2 separate regions of the Mus musculus genome follow, and region 2 is linked to region 1. Evidence: chromatin loops called from intact Hi-C (ENCODE). Cell type or tissue: left cerebral cortex. All regions are shown on one strand.

What was found. A loop is a pair of places that touch in the nucleus more often than their neighbours do. Peaks named below come from ENCODE experiments on the same cell type or tissue, not always from the same donor. Only the 100,000 strongest peaks of a DNase experiment are listed, where the experiment ranks them.
Region 2: it touches region 1 in a loop (3-fold over the local background); 4 of 42 quality-filtered maps call a loop at or near these places.

What each region holds. Positions count from the first base shown.
Region 1 is chr15:58,164,500-58,172,499 of GRCm38, forward strand. Gm36112 (a long non-coding RNA gene) reads left to right here and starts at 1,629. Exons shown (of 3, transcript XR_003951636.1): 1 at 1,629-1,956; 2 at 3,488-3,581. In left cerebral cortex, CTCF peaks have their summits at 3,986 and 4,678 (motif pointing left); DNase peaks (open chromatin) are centred at 745, 3,372, 4,047 and 6,997; H3K27ac peaks cover 326 bases.
Region 2 is chr15:58,558,149-58,566,148 of GRCm38, forward strand. It overlaps Fer1l6 (fer-1-like 6 (C. elegans)), which reads left to right. Exons shown (of 41, transcript NM_001370912.1): 8 at 101-257; 9 at 1,030-1,216; 10 at 2,325-2,517; 11 at 5,672-6,024. Among named protein-coding and RNA genes, the nearest start is that of Gm36451, 35 kb to the right of the region's middle. In left cerebral cortex, a CTCF peak has its summit at 3,695; no DNase peak of the experiment used is centred here.

The DNA of each region.
Region 1 (8,000 bases):
AGCTGGGTGGTGGCAGCCCACACCTTTGATCCCAACACTGAGGAGGCAGATGCAGGCTGATCTCTTTAAGTTTGAGGCCAGCCTGATTGTCTATAGAGTGAGTTCCAGGACAGCTATGGCTGTTTGAAACCCTGTCTCAGAAAACCAAAAACCAACCAAACAATTTATATGTGTGTGTGTGTGTGTGTATATATATATATATATATATATATATATATATGCATAATAAATAAAACTATATATAAAGAAAGACAGCTTCTTAGGGCTTAATGGAAAGAGTCGTAGCAAAGGGGAAACACCCTGCTTCAGGGGAGTCGCTAGACAAAGGTACAAGCCTGCAATCTCCCTGTGGCCACATTCATATGTAACCTGCTCTTTTTAACCTAATGCTTATGAGATCTGTCTAGACAGTTGAGCAAAACAGGAAATGAGTTACACTGTCATAGCTTCAGGGAATTTAACCTCATGCTTTTCCTCTTGAAGTTCAGCCTAGTTTTAAAAAAATGCATGCCTTCTCTCCAGAGAATTTGGGGACATTTCAGGAACTATAGAAATTCAGGGCTTCTCTCAGGGAACACAGATAGCTATTTCAAAAAAGGAAATGGGAACGTGATTTTATGGTGGTGCTTGGACCATAAACTGCACACAGTCGTTTGGAGGAATGCGTTTACCGGCTTCTTCTGGATTCCAAGGATGAGTTCCTAGCAGATTGACTCTGACCTCCTCAAGGAGGAGCTCTGCTGGGTGACTCACTCATTCTCTGTGCTGGAAGCAGTATGGTGTGTTATCTCATCAGAAGGCCCTTGAAGGCCAGTTTGTGACAAGGTAACTAACATCACCCCACGGAGACACTTTCTATGTGCCAAGCACTGAGCTAAACATAAGTGTTACATCATTACATCCTGTTGTTTATGTTGCTGTGATAAAACTCTCCGCCCCAAAACAACTGAGGGGAGGAGTGTTTGTGTGGCTTACACTTGCAGGTCACAGCCCATCACTGAGTAAAGTTAGGGCAGAGAGACTCAAACAGAAACCTTAGAGGAATGCTCCTTGCTTGCCCAATCGCCGCCTCATACTTAGCTAGCTTTCTTACACAGCCCAGGTCCTCCTGTCCAGGGGATAGTGCCGCTCACAGTGGGCTGTGCCTTCTACATCCATTTGCAGTCAAGACACTCCATCAGAGAGATGCCCGTAGAACAACCTGTTAAAACCATTTACTCAATTGAGACTATTTTTCAGGTGATTCCGAGCTGTGTCCAGTGACAGTTAATGTTAACTAGGATATGCATATGCATTTAACACTGGCAACACTCATAACCTGTGATTACCATGATGATACTAATTTTCTTTCCTTCCCCTTCCCCTTCCTCTTCCCCTTCCTCTTCCCCTTCCCCTTCCCTTCCCTGATTTTTAAAAATTATTTTATTTACATTCCAAGTGTTGACCCTCCTCCTAGTATCCCCCCCCCAGAGTTCTTCACCCCATCTTCCCTCCCCTTAGCCTTTGAGAGGGTGCTCTTCCACCCTCTCCCCATCCCCCACCCCACACCCATTCCACTCACTAATTTTCTAGCTGAAGAAACGGAACTTAAGGTTGAAGAGTTTGCAAGGGTTTGCATGTGCATTTAAATCCTGATTCTAAAATCTGTGTTCTTAGCTGATGTATTAATTTTCAGAAAAAAAAAATACTTGACAGCAGCAGTTTCAGAGAAGAAAATTTGAGCTCTGTTTCCTGGGTATCAGTCCACCATGGCAGAGAGGTCAAGAGTAGTTCGTGTCATGGTAGGCAGGAAGCAGAGGAAGTGGGAGGCAGGAAGAGGTCAGGGCAGGATATGTTCCCAAGAACATACTCCCAGGGACCTATTTTTTTCCAGCTAGTCCTTGCCTCTCACCTCTCATCACAACCTGATTACGCCATTTTACTATGACTCCACCAAAGGATGGATCCCTTCATCAGGTCAGTGTCCTTAAGAGCTAATAGTTTCTGGAGAGACTCCAACAGACAGATCTGAGGGTGTGCTTTATGCTTTACTAGGTGCCTCGCTATCAAGCTGATAATCAAAATTAATCGTCAAGAGATGGTATGATGCCCTAGGTAGCATTTGACATAAACCGTGGTCATCTGGGAAGAGACGACCTCAGCTGAGGAATCGCTTCCATCAGACTGCCCTGTGGGTGGGTCTGTAGGGCATTTTCTTAACAATTGATGTGGCACTGTGGGTGGTGCCACTCCTAGACAGATAGTCCCGGGTTACACAAGAAAAAGCAAGCTGAGCAAGCCGTGGGAAGCGAGTCAGTTAGCAGCATTCCCTCATGGTTACTGCTTCAGCCCCTATCTCTAGGTTCCTGCCGGAGGTCCCTCACTGTCGGGCTGTGATCTGGAAGTTATATGCTTAAATGAACCCTTTCCTCCTCAAGTTGAGTTTTGGTCACGGTGTTTATCACAGCAATGGAGAAGGAAAGAAGGACAGTATGATCTATGACTATAGAGCTGTTGTGAGAAGTGAACGGGAGCTTTGAAGTAAATTGATCGTAGTGCTTAGTCCGTAATACACATCACAATTCCAGTTAATAGTTACACATAGCAACCAAAGGATGCTGTTTTTCATCTTTGTCTTGTGAAAGAGACAGGTGCTCAGCATTCCTAAATCTCTATTGAAATGGTTTATACTCAACGTTTTGCATGCAGTATGATGGAAGTACAGTCGGGGTCACAGCTGGTTGGGAGTTCATGAACAATGGGAATCGGATCACACTAAAATAAAGTCTAACTGTTGCTTCTAATAGTCTAAGACATAACTACACAGCACATGTAACAAATGCTTTGTAAGAGTCACCCAAAGACTGTTGAGACACATTTCTTTTTCTTAAGGAACTAGCAATCAAGTAGAGAGTACATTAAAAACAAACAAACAAACACTCAGATAGTTACATAATAAGTTAAATGGCATTATAAAAGAATTAAAAGATAAAATAATAAATTTAAACCATGGTGTGTGCATCCAGATCTTACTTTGCACAATATAGTGGTGGAAGTCATCTCTGAGTAGGTGACATTTAGCAGTGAGAAAGGGCCTAGGAAGAAGGGACTCCATAAAGGCACAGAGATTAAGGGTAAGAACTTGATAAATTCAAAGACCTGAACGAGGGTGACTGTCTGGAGCATAGCAGGATGAGGGCATTCTGGGCCTTTCGCCTCATACTGGGTCCTTTGCCAGGGCGATTTGGATGTCAACTCCTCAAGAAAGGTTTGGTAGCTGAAGAGATTGGCAAGACCCATGCTTATATGGGACCTAGGGACTACTGAAGCTGGAAATGCAGGTCAGGGTACAATCTGGTCGCTAGGTCCTGGAAGGAAGCCAGCACTCTGATGGGATAGTCGGAAGAGAGATTAACAAACTGGGTAAAGGTATGGGCAGAGCTGGGAGGGGCAATGGAGGATGTAGTCGATGTAGTTGGCTAAGGTCATTAACGCTGGGGATCTACAGCAGGCAGTGTCCCAATCACCCTGGCACGTGAGCATGTATGTCACTGTAACCAGCAAGGCTGACTTTGCAGATGAGATGATGTGGGATCAGCGAAGTAAGTATGCATGGTGATAATCCGGGCGACTTCATTGGTGAGTTGCTAATCTTATAATACATAGTTTCAACTCGAGTATAGAAAAAGTTGGAAAATACATCTTGGCAAGTATTCTAGTGATAGAGCAATGGCCTAGTACTGGCAAGGCTCTGGGGGGGGGGGTTGGGGGGAAAAGGGAGAAGAAAGGGAGGAAAAACAGAACCAAGATTTTACTGATTAAAATTACTGAATATTATAAATAGGGAAACGATTCAACTAAATATAAAACTGCGAATTAGGGACAATGCTCTTTATGAGGCCACAGCCATGTTCCAGTCAGGGTAGCCTGAGTCTGATTATTTATTACGAGTGTATGTTTTGCATGGCTTCTCTACAGTGTTGGCTGCTTTTTAGAGATTGCTTCTATTTCGCAGGCAGATGGGGCTGTTGTCCACATTTTCCTATCCAGCCTACAAGACAGCAGCTATAAACCAGCATTCTTTGGGGGCTGAGATGATTATATAAAATCATGAGCAAGCACGATGTTTGCTTCGAGGACTGGAAATTCACCTTTGAAGGGTGTGGCATCCAGTTCCAAACAGCAGCCTGGATAAGCGGCAGCCGGTGATCTGAGAAGAGGAACAGATGCAAGACTGGAGACTCAGTGTGTCAGGGCAGGCCCCTTTGTACATGCTACAGACCCTAGAATCTGATGTTTGATCTAAAAATTTTAAAGTCAGAGCCAGATTACTGAGTCATGAGGTATTTTAGGACAATGTTTTATCAGTCCCTGCTTTGGGTCTTTGTATTCCCAGGAGGGCCCAGCATACTGGTCATTCATAGGCTCAGTTTAAATGAACCCCACTGCTACTGAGTGCTCTGAGAGAGCTCTACGTGTTCCCCAGGGCCTCAGCTTCCTCCTCTCAAAAAATGTGACATGAAACAGAACCCAGGGACTGGAGAGATGGCTCAGTGGTTAAGAGCACTGACTGCTCTTCCAGAGGTTCTGAGTTCAAATCCCAGCAACCACATGGTGGCTCACAACCATCTGTAATGAGATCTGACACCCTCTTCTGGTGTGTCTGAAGACAGCTACAGTGTGCTTATATATAATAAATAAGTAAATAAATAAATCTTAAAAAAACAAAACAAAACCAGAACCCAGTTAGCAGAATCTAGAAGATCAGGCATTTATCATGCCTAGGCCAGTGCCTCAGCTCCCAATACAAAATCGGCGAATAACTTGAGTATTGATGGACTTCTCAGTTTACTGTCTCAGGTGCCCACCTGCTTGCCCTCTCACCCCTCCTTCCCCTTCTCTGGTTGGTTTGTTTGTTTGTTTTTCCTCCCTGGAGATAGTCTCTCTATGCAGCTTGGCTCTCTTGGAGGTCACTATGGAGACCGATTGTCCTTGAATTCACAGAGACCCAGCTGACCTCTGCCTTCCCATTGCTGGGATTAGAGGTGCGTGTACCACGCCTGGCAAGGAGCTTTCCTCTGTTCAGTGTGACCAACAGTCCTATGAGAACTTGCTGCTTTCACCCCATGCTGTGCATGCACGAGGACCTGGGTGCAGAAAAGCTGACTCAGTAAACATGTTAAATGTCAGGGTGGCTGCACTACACCATGTATACCTGATTGCAGAAGAGTATTTTTCTTTTTAATTTTTTTCTAGTGAGCATAGGAATAGTAGGTTTCGTTATGACATTTTATATATATTAACTATTTATATGGTCTTATTTACCCTCCATTATCATTCTTTTCAATAATTAAAAAAAATTCACTTAACATCCTGGTCACAGCCCCTCTCCCTCCTCCCAGCCTCACTCTTACTAATCCCTTCCCCCAATTGCCTCTCCCCTTCTCCTCAGAGAAGTCCCCTTGTTATCCTCTGCTATCTGTCCTCATCTCTCCTTCTCTATTTATTTATTTATTTAGAAATTTTTATTTATTTATTTATTTATTTTATATATACTGTAGCAGTATTCGGACACACCAGAAGAGGCATCGGATCTCATTACAGATGGTTGTGAGCTGCCATGTGGTTGCTGGGAATTGAACTCAGGACCCCTGGAAGAGCAGTCAGTGCTCTTAACCGCTGAGTCATTTCTCCAGCTCCCTCCTTTTCTCTTTTAGTCACCCCCTTTCCTCCATAGTTCCCCATATACTTTCAACACATATGCACATGCATGCACACACACACACGCACACGCACACATGCACACATGCACACGCACGCACGTGTGCACACACACACTCACTGTTCAACCTAGCTTCTGAATAGGAGAAAAAAATGTGATATTTTATTTCTTCCCATTAGACTGTGGATTACTGTAAATATTGCTTTACATCTCCGTAGTTTTACCCTAGTATGTGGGGCTCTCAAATATGATCTGCCATCTCTTTGTTTCTTGGTTAATTTTTTGATATCAGGTCTCATATGTAGCCCAGGCTAGATTTGAAGTTGCTGTCACTTTCCTGCTTCAGCTGCCTGAGAGCTAGGATGACCGAGTTTGTTTTCTCTGAGATAGGATCTTGCCAGGTTGGCCTCAAACTTACAATTCTCCTGCCGTAGTGCTCCTCTCTGGCCTCTCCATCTCAGAGCTATGTAACATGACTTACTTACTTATTGATTGATTGATTGATTGGCTGATTGACTTGATGGACTTAGTCCCACACATTCAGCAGACACGTCATGATGAGCCAATTGGGAGCAGCTTGCTGGGAGGTCTCAGTTTGGACTACAAATGTGAAAAGATGATTTTCTTTTTAAGTATTGGCTCCCAACTAGATCATACGGCTCTTTCCAAGTCTACTTCTTTCCTCTGATGACTTTCAGGTAAAATCTACTGTTTCAGGCAACTTTTTAGCTCCTGAGACATAAATCTGGTTTCAGTTTAAAACAGATGTTTTCTGAAAAAATGGTTGATACCACTGGCTTAAACTAGCACTATGGTGAGGCGTGAGCTGGCTGTTTCTCTTTGTCTTTCTCAGGCCCATAACACTAAGCAGAGAACACCAAGTGGACCCTAGTGAATCACAACGGGTGCTTCTGTAAAGCCTATCCCAAGTTGGACAACCACAGGGATGCATCTTACCACACAGAAAGTGTCAACTCAGTCACTCTTCTCTGTGAGTGCCATCACAGACTGCGTCATCACACCCATTTTGCAGATGAGAGAACTGAGGCCTACCCCAGGTTGGCACACTGTCCACCGTAACCAGAGGGCCGGGCTGGCTGACTCTATAGTCTGTATTTTGGATGCTCTGTTGCCTCTTGGAAGGAAACAGGGGCTGTGTAGAATCATTCTGAAGTGAAGAAAAGGCTGACTTGTAAAATATAATTAAAACAACCCAAGGCAAGTTGGGGGAGTGCAGGAAGGGTGAGCCACACACACTTTCACGTGGGTGGGGAACGGCCGCTGTCACCGTCACTGGCATCTGCCAAGTCTGGTTCATCAGGATGTGGCAGCTGGCTGAGGGCCTCTGGTCGCCACTAGATTGTGCCCTCCCCCTGGCCTTTGCCTTCTGTCCCCGGTGCCTGGAGACACCTGCTTCTGACTTTCCACGCCCTCCTCTTTCTAGGAGGCTGTGTGAATCAGCGGCTGAGAGAGACTAGCTCTGGGCTGCCTCTATCTGTGTATGTAGAAATAAATGCATAAATAAATGGCCTTTAAAATGAAAAACGAAATGATTTCTTTTTTTTTTTTTTAGATTTATTTATTATATGTAAGTACATTGTAGCTGTCTTCAGACACTCCAAAAGAGGGAGTCAGATCTCGTTACGGATGGTTGTGAGCCACCATGTGGTTGCTGGGATTTGAACTCTGGACCTTCGGAAGAGCAGTCGGGTGCTCTAACCCACTGAGCCATCTCACCAGCCCCAAAATGATTTCTTTAGTGCATGGATAACTTGCAGAAATTGCTTTTCTCCATCCACCACGTGAATCCCAGGGCTCAAACTCAGGATGCTGGGCTTGGTGGCTAGTACATCTACCTACTGAGCCATCTTATTGGCTGCTCTTTATATATATTTATCTATATCTCTATTTTGATACATATATTATTTAAAGAAAAAGATTTTATTCCTGAAATACCACTGTCTCTACTCCCCTTCCTGTATCCGTACTTAGATCACGTGTTCATGATTGGTGATTCTGTCTCCACCTTCTGAGGCATTTGGTAGTCACATGGGTTCTGGGGAGCTAACCCCAGTTATCCTGGTTAGCAAATGCTTTAACTGCTGAGCTGCTTCCTAGCCCCCAATTCGACTTGTTTTGTTTTGTTTTGTTTTTCAAGACAGGGTTTCTCGGTGTAACCAGCCCTGGCTGTCCTGGACTGGCTTTGTAGACCAGGCTGTCCCCCCTCTACTTATTTACTTTATGTCCATCTCACTGCCTCCCTCCTGGTCACTCCTTCCCACAATCCTTCTCCTACCAC
Region 2 (8,000 bases), 390 kb after region 1:
GTATTAGAGAAAGACGAGACCAGGACCCTGGGGATATGGGAGGGAATGAGGGAGCCACTGTCCATCTGCAAAGGACAGTACTTATAAGGTGTGTTCCTAGGTCATCAGTTCTGCGACAAGTGGGCACTGCTTACAGACCCCGGTGACATCAGGACTGGCACCAAGGGCTACCTGAAGTGTGACATCAGTGTGACTGGGAAAGGTGACATCTTAAAGACCAACCCCAAAACCTCCGATGCTGAGGAGCAAATAGAGAAGTAAGATAGCTCCAACCAGAGCCATAAAAGAGAAATTCTATGCCCCCTTTATGTCTCTTTCCCATCTCTACTCTGTTCTGAATGGGTGTGTGAGAACTGCCAAGCTCATGGCCTGCCAATCAGAGACTCAGCTCTGTCGGATGTCTGAACGCACCTTCTCAAAGCCATGGCTCTTTTGGGAGCTTGGATTTTCAGACAAAAGCCATTCTATTATTGTTGTTGTTGTTATTATTATTATTATCATTATTATTACTACTATTTCTTTGAGAATTTTATATAATGTACCTTGATCATATTCACCCACACTCCTCCATTCTGCCATTTCCAGATCAAACCCCTCTTTCCTATGTACCCCTTACTTCCTGTCCTTTCTGCTGTTGTTTAAAGAAAAGACTACTCTGCAGCAAGTGTCCAGTCCTCTGGCTTTGACAGTCCTTCAACCATGCCTTCCATGTTCCCTGATCCTTACATGCCTGCATTACATAGATAAGCCATTCTTGAGATTACATGATTTATTCACATGTAGCTGGGTTTTTTTTTTTTCTTTGAAAGAAACATACTTTCAACCACTGGTTTATGACACACACCAAAAAAAAAAAAAAAAAAAAAAAAGAATTTAAATTCTAGAAAGAAAACTTGGTTTAGTGATGGACCCCAGTGCTATTCTATACCCAGTTTTTTCTTTCTCCCTGCCTTCAGCCTGTACCCACCCTTTCTCTCTCCTCTTGACTGGCAGACCTTTTCGTTTTAAAATTTTCTTGTCTCCCTTTAGGAACCTTTTGATCCCTCAAGGGTTTCCATCAGAGAGACCTTGGGCCAGGTTCTACGTGAGACTCTACCGAGCAGAAGGATTACCCAAAATGAACTCCAGCATTATGGCAAATGTCACCAAAGCATTTGTGGGTGACAGTAAGGACCTTGTGGATCCCTTTGTGGAGGTGTCCTTTGCTGGGCAGACGGTGAGGAAACTTTGTCACCAGCAGTGGCAGTTATATCTTGCTCTGAATCCAGAACAGTTTTAATCAAATGAAGTTAAGGTAAAAGTGCCTAAGAGAAAACCTTGTCACCAGAAGGGGAGGCAGTAGGTATCAGAGATGCAGAGGTCAGTTGCTCACTCAGGCCTCACTGGGGATTGTGGAAAAGAGCTAAGGCTGGAAGTGTTGCAACTTAGGGCCAGGTAGAAAAACCTCTTTCCTCACAGCTGGCTACTTCTCTAAACAAGTACCAGGCCCTGTAGAGTTACCACTCTCTCCTAACTCATTTCTCCATTTCCCAGGCAATCATCTTCCTATATAACCCTAAGGCCAAGCATTCTAGCATATGAGAATCTATGGGGGCCACTTCCACCCACCAAACTATCTGCTCAGGTCCTCTATTAACTGATTTAAAGGAAGGGGGAAAAAAAAACTCTAGTCAGTTGTTATTATTCTCAACCAAAAGTAGGGAGAATTAAGGCCCTAGATACCTCTGTTCTTTTCTTAAGGGCCATTGGAAGATTCAAGGTCTAGGTTTGTGGTCAAAGCTGCAGTGTGCCTTACTGGACTTTGGAACTTTTAATAACATGTGCTTTCAAAGCATGCCCCTGTCCCTTCCTATCAGCAGGAGTAAACGCTGGAGTGTGTCTAACTTGGATTGAATTTAAAGGGCACATAGGACATCATTCTGTTCTATAATGAGGAAACTGAATCCCAGGATATGGCTTTGATTCACTCAAGGTCAGACGTGATGTTTAACCTGGTCTTTATGTAGGCATGACCTCAGGGTCTAGCTATGTTTGCTGCTTTCCTGAAGACTCATGGAACAGCCCCTATTTATAACAGAGGTAGTCACCTCAACACTTACCTGTTGAGTAGAAACTTCCAAGGACAACGATTCACCTTTGCCCCAGTGCCCTGCATAACATCTAGGCCAGCAGTCATGTTAATAGACTGTAGTTAATTTCACAAGTGTCAGGGAGGCAAGTCCATGATCTTTGATTAATTCCCTTTACATCTCTAGATGCTTTGAAGGATTTTCTTTAGTCATTTATCTCCATGGCTCACATCCTCCTGGCTCCTGTACTTTCAGGGGCGAACCTCTGTGCAAAAGAATTGTGCTGATCCTGTGTGGCACGAGCAGGTGGTCTTCAAGGAAATGTTCCCTCCCCTGTGCCGGAGGGTGAAAATTCAGGTGTGGGATGAAGGCAGCATGAACGACGTAGCTCTGGCAACTCACTTCATAGACCTGAAGAAAATCTCCAATGAGCAGGACGGGGATAAAGGTAGAGAGTTTTGTGTGTCTGACTCAGAAGTAGGTCTCAAAACCACAGTCACCTTTAAAGAGAGAAGATCATGCAGGTACTAACACCTTTCATGGTTCTGTGCTCTGTGGCCTGGCTTGGTTAAGCTCATGATGGAACCAAGGTCTGGTCCTAGGTCTCCCATGACTATTGCTACCTAGCTGTGATGTGTCCCTGTTCTACTAAGAAAAAGGAAGTCAGATAAAACCAAAGGTTGGCAAGCTAAAAATCTATAGGCCAGCCAGTCCTGATATGTGTCTTTGTATGGTGCATGTGTTCAATGCAAACATGTTTTAGCATACATAAAAATTATGTCCCCAGTCACTTGATGGGAACATGTGAGCTTGAGGGTGGCAGGGGCTGTGGGTGACTGTGCACTCAGGGATCTGGGAGAGCCTCAGGTAATCCACGAAGCTTTGAAGGTGGCAGGGAGGGAAAGAACCCCCACTCAGTATATGACTCGATTTCTAAAGGCCCATTAGTACGTAAGAAGTTCTAAATTAACTACCATTTAAATTCATGACCACCTTTCTCTGCACTGCATATGTATGTTGGTTGACAAATATACATACCTATATATCACATACATATATAATTACACTAAGTCATGTAAAGATGACATCAGTACAACTATTTCATTTTTTTTAACTAGATGAATATTTTCCAAGAGCAGAGACTTGTATATTCTTATATCCAATCACAGACTGGCATTACAGAAAGCCCTCAGTGAATGTATGTTCTCTACTTCTTCATATTACAGCAACACTTACCACTTTATATAAAAAACACACTCATCCATCTACACTGTCTCAGCTAGATGTTAAGTTGTTTTATTCACAGCATTTTAGAAGCCTCTGGATGGTGCTCAGAAAGACAGATGTTTGTGTTTTTCAAGTAGACATCAGGGACGATAAAAATCTTCTCTATCCTTTTAACAATAATTTTTCTGCTTCTTTAAGTTTGCCGAAAGGAGAACTGAATCCGAGGGATAGAATCTAGTCTGCAGAAGTCAGGGTGGTGGAAAAGAGACATTTAGATAGAAAGAAAAATGTCTTCTTGACAACTATGGGGGAATTGATAAGCAAATTATGACTCCCTATTTCTTTGCATGAGTGGGGGCATGCCTTAAGGGCCCGTGTGAGACACCTAGTGGACATTATCTTGTTAATCTTGACAGATGAGTTAGGCACTATTAGCTTTTCCTCCACATGGGGAAACTGAGGTACAAGGAAGTTAAGAAGTTTGTCCAGTCTCGTGCAGCCGAAAGTCCCAAGGCTGCAATTTGCACCCACACAGTTGAGTCTTCTGAAATGTCACTCTGTTTTGTCTTTCAGAAAGAAACGCGAGCACAAGAAGGTGTAGGTCAGGGGTCATAGCTCTTGCCAACAATGTGAGAAGCCTCGGGTTTGATTTCCAGTACTGAAAAATAAAGGGCCGTTGTGTTGATAGATGTTCTCATGGATGTCATATATTTTTTCAGATGGTCTATATTGAGAGAAACCCTTATGGCAGGAATAAGTTAAAACCACCAGGTCTTTTCAGGTCTATGTTTAGGAAATATTTTTTGAACATTCATTTCTCACCACCTCTACCACCTCACCCTAGTCCAAACTACGGTATCCTTAGCTTTCATGATAAAATCGTTCCCAAAGCAGTTTTCCCACGTCCTTTCTTGCAAACCTTCACATGGTAGCGACAATGGTCTTAACTGATTCTCAACATTCTTAATGCTGTGACCCTTTAATACATCTCCTCATGTTGTGGTGAGCCCCAACCATAAACGTATTATTGTTATTACTTCAATTTTGCTATTATTGTAAATTGTAATATAAGTATCTGGTATGCGACCCCCAAAGGAGCTGTGACCCACAGGTTGAGAACCACTGGTCTTAAGAGACATGGTTACATTATAGATTTGATTAAAATCCCTTTAAAATATTCTTTTTTTTTTTCCATTTTTTATTAGGTATTTAACTCATTTACATTTCCAATGCTATACCAAAAGTCCCCCATATCCACCCACCCCCTTTAAAATATTCTTAATGATACTAAGATAGTGAGCAAAAGTCAGAACAAGGTCTAAGGCCTCTTACCTGTCCAAACTCTTCTCATGTATCTCTGGCTCCAAACTTTTTCCAGCTGGCTTACAGTCCCGCCCTGTTCTTCCATGTTCCATCACAGTTTACAGCCCCGCCCCCCTCCATGCTCCATCACAGTTTACAGCCCCGCCCCCCCTCCATGCTCCATCACAGTTTACAGCCCCGCCCCTTTCTCCATGCTCCATCACAGTTTACAGCCCCGCCCCTCCCTCCATGCTCCATCACAGTTTACAGCCCCGCCCCCCCTCCATGCTCCATCACAGTTTACAGCCCCGCCCCTTCCTCCATGCTCCATCACAGTTTACAGCCCCGCCCCTCCCTCCATGCTCCATCACTGGTTTACAGCCCCTTTCCCATCCATCCATGCTCCATCAGCCTATCAGTTTTTCTTACAATAGAAGATGCATAGTATTGATATTGTAAATATTTATATAAACATTTCTTTGTTCAATCTTTGTATCAGCGTGTCCTCGGCTGAACTCCATGGTTGGCATCGAGCAAGCGTCCTGGCTCACGTTAAGAATAGATAAACATTTAATGGCTAAATGGCGACAGAAGGTTGCAAAGTGGCCTGTATAATATTTTTTTTAATTTAACTTTATTTTTTCTTACTTTACATCCTGCTCACTGCCTCCCCTCCTGCCCCCTCCCTCCCACAATCCTTTTTCCATTCCCTTCTCCCCTTCTCCTCTGGGGAGGTGCAACCTCCCTGGGCATCCCCCAACCTTGGCATTTCAAGTCTCTCCGGGAGCTAAGCGCATCCTCTCCCACTGAGGCCAGACAAGGTAGCCCAGCTGGAAGAACATACCCACATACAGACAGCAGCTTTTGGGATAGCCATTACTCCAGTTCTTTAGGGTTCACAAGAAGACCAAGGTGTGCATCTTCTACATATGTACAGGAATGGCCTCTACAATATTACAAATGTGAAAAAGTGTAAATGTGCAAAAGAGAGACTAGATGGAAATTGAGCAAAATATTGTCTTTGGAGAGGATGTCTTTGTACAGCCAGTTACTAACACTCAGGTTTTCCCTAGGTTTTCTTCCCACTTTTGGACCTGCCTGGATTAACCTGTATGGTTCTCCTAGGAACCACAGTCTCATGGATGACTACCAGGAGTTGAATGAAGGCTTTGGGGAGGGTGTGTCCTTCAGGGGCCGGATCTTAGTGGAAATTGCTGTGGAGATCCTTTCAGGTGGGGCCCAGGAGTCTAAGTTCTCCAAGGCCCTGAAGGAACTGAAGCTGTCTTCCAAAGACAAAGACTCCAAATCTTCTAAAGGCTCCAGTAAGGACAAGGCTGACAAAGCTGATGACAGCAAAGCCCAGCAGACTACTGACAAAACCAACTCCACCGAAGTGGAGGTGGAATCTTTCGCAGTCCCCCCAGAGGTAGGTCCAAGCGCTGCTCCTCCATCCCTGATGGTAGCAGAACCCAGGGCAAAGGGAGACAGTACTTGTCACAGGCTCCAGAAGACCTCCTGTATTGGTCTCTTCTTCCTGGTAAAATTGTGTTGGCCTAGTGCTGAATCTTTGGGCATGTTCTCAGTTCATGCAATAGCACTGCCATCTGCTTATGATGAATTTCTTCAGAATCTCTCAAGCATGGACTCCATGGGAACTCAAAAAAGGAAACGAAAAAGTAGCTGGAGGTATTAGGAGTGCTGGTAGGCTGGACGAGGAAACTCTGCCTGTATAGTTTGATTTAGCTGCAGCTGCAATATCCGGGTCAACAGGGAGGCAATGATGGCTTACACAGAGCTGTCCATTTCTCTGGAGACTGAGCAGACCTCAGAAGTGCAGTAGGAGACCCATCTTTACTTTGCAGGAGCTATTAATTTTTTTTTCTGCGATCTCAGGAAGCCACTGCAGAGAACTTGGAGCCCGGGGTTGGAACCTTGGCATTAGTTCTACTCATGGCTCTAACTCCAACACTGCCCTGAGTTATCATTTTGTCTTCAGCTAAACGAGGTCATATAGGTCACTGTCATAGACAACATCTAAAGGCTGATGAGAAAGTATATATAAATTGCCGTCAGATTGTATAGTGTGCACATGGCTAGGTGTGCAATGTCTTTCTGGCTATTATCCATGGTCGGCTCCCTCTACCAAGATGGAGCTATTTAGAGTTTGCCACCTATTGTTTGTGTCTTGACTCTTTCAGCAGCACCCCCCCCCCTTTGGACTCTCATCTGGAAATATGTGTTATCGGTTTGTTTGTGATAGAACTGGCATTGTCTGCGTGGGTCTCTCTCTCTCTCTCTCTCTCTCTCTCTCTCTCTCTCTCTCTCTTTCTCACTGTGTGTGTGTGTCTGTGTGTGTGTTCAGAATAAAAGCCAACATTAGAAATTTGTCTTTAAATTTGCAGGTAGCTGAATGGCCACTCACATACATGTTTCCTACATCGGTGACCATTCCTGCTGTGGGCCAGGTTTTATAGGGATAGCCAAGAAAAATGAAGCTAGGGAAATATTCAGAATCTAAATCAACATCCTTAAGATCATTTGCTGTGAGGATGGAGAGATGACTCAGCAGTTAAGAGCACTGACTGCTCTTCTGAAGGTCCTGAGTTCAAATCCCAGCAACCACATGATGGCTTACAACCATCCATAATGAGATCTGATACCCTCTTCTGGGGTGTCTGAAGACAGCTACAGTGTACTTAGATATAATAATAAATAAATCTTTTTTTAAGGCTATTTGCTGAGAGTGCCCAAAGCTTAGCTGCTTGAAACATCAAATGCTTGTTTTCCTGTGAATGAGGAGTTTGGAGATTCCTTAATACAAATGGTTCTGAGTCAGACATTCCTTGGAGGAAAGATCTTGGTAAAGTGGATGTGAGGGTGATTTAGTTGTGACATTGTCACCCCATTGATTGCGAGAGTTGATGTGGCTGATCTAGCTAGGTAGGCAAGTGCTCCCTTACTCCCTTGCCACTCCTTGTGCATCCCTCCTGAAGCTTGGTGGCCTTCCCGGAATAGAGGAGGAACAGTCTTCAGTCAAGGGTATAGGAGTAGCTGTGTTCCCTTGCTCGAACCTCCAGACAAGCTCCCAAGATCTTGGCAGAGGCTATGATCTTTTGAAGGTTTCACAGGACAGAAGGACCCATCTCCCAAGATGGCTGCCTGATACTCAGGAGGCCTTAGTACCTTGTTGGTTATTGATATGAGAATGCAGTTCCTTACTCTGGAGGCCTCCCATAAATTCTGATAATCCTTATGACTTGGTAGTTGGTTGCCTTCCCCGAAGGTGGTGACCTAAGAGAGAGAATGGCCATGACCAAGCCATGACACCACAGGCTGACATTTCTACTGTGCTCCTTCTTCTTGTAAGGAACAAATCCTCTGTCTCCCGCAGCCAGAGTAGAT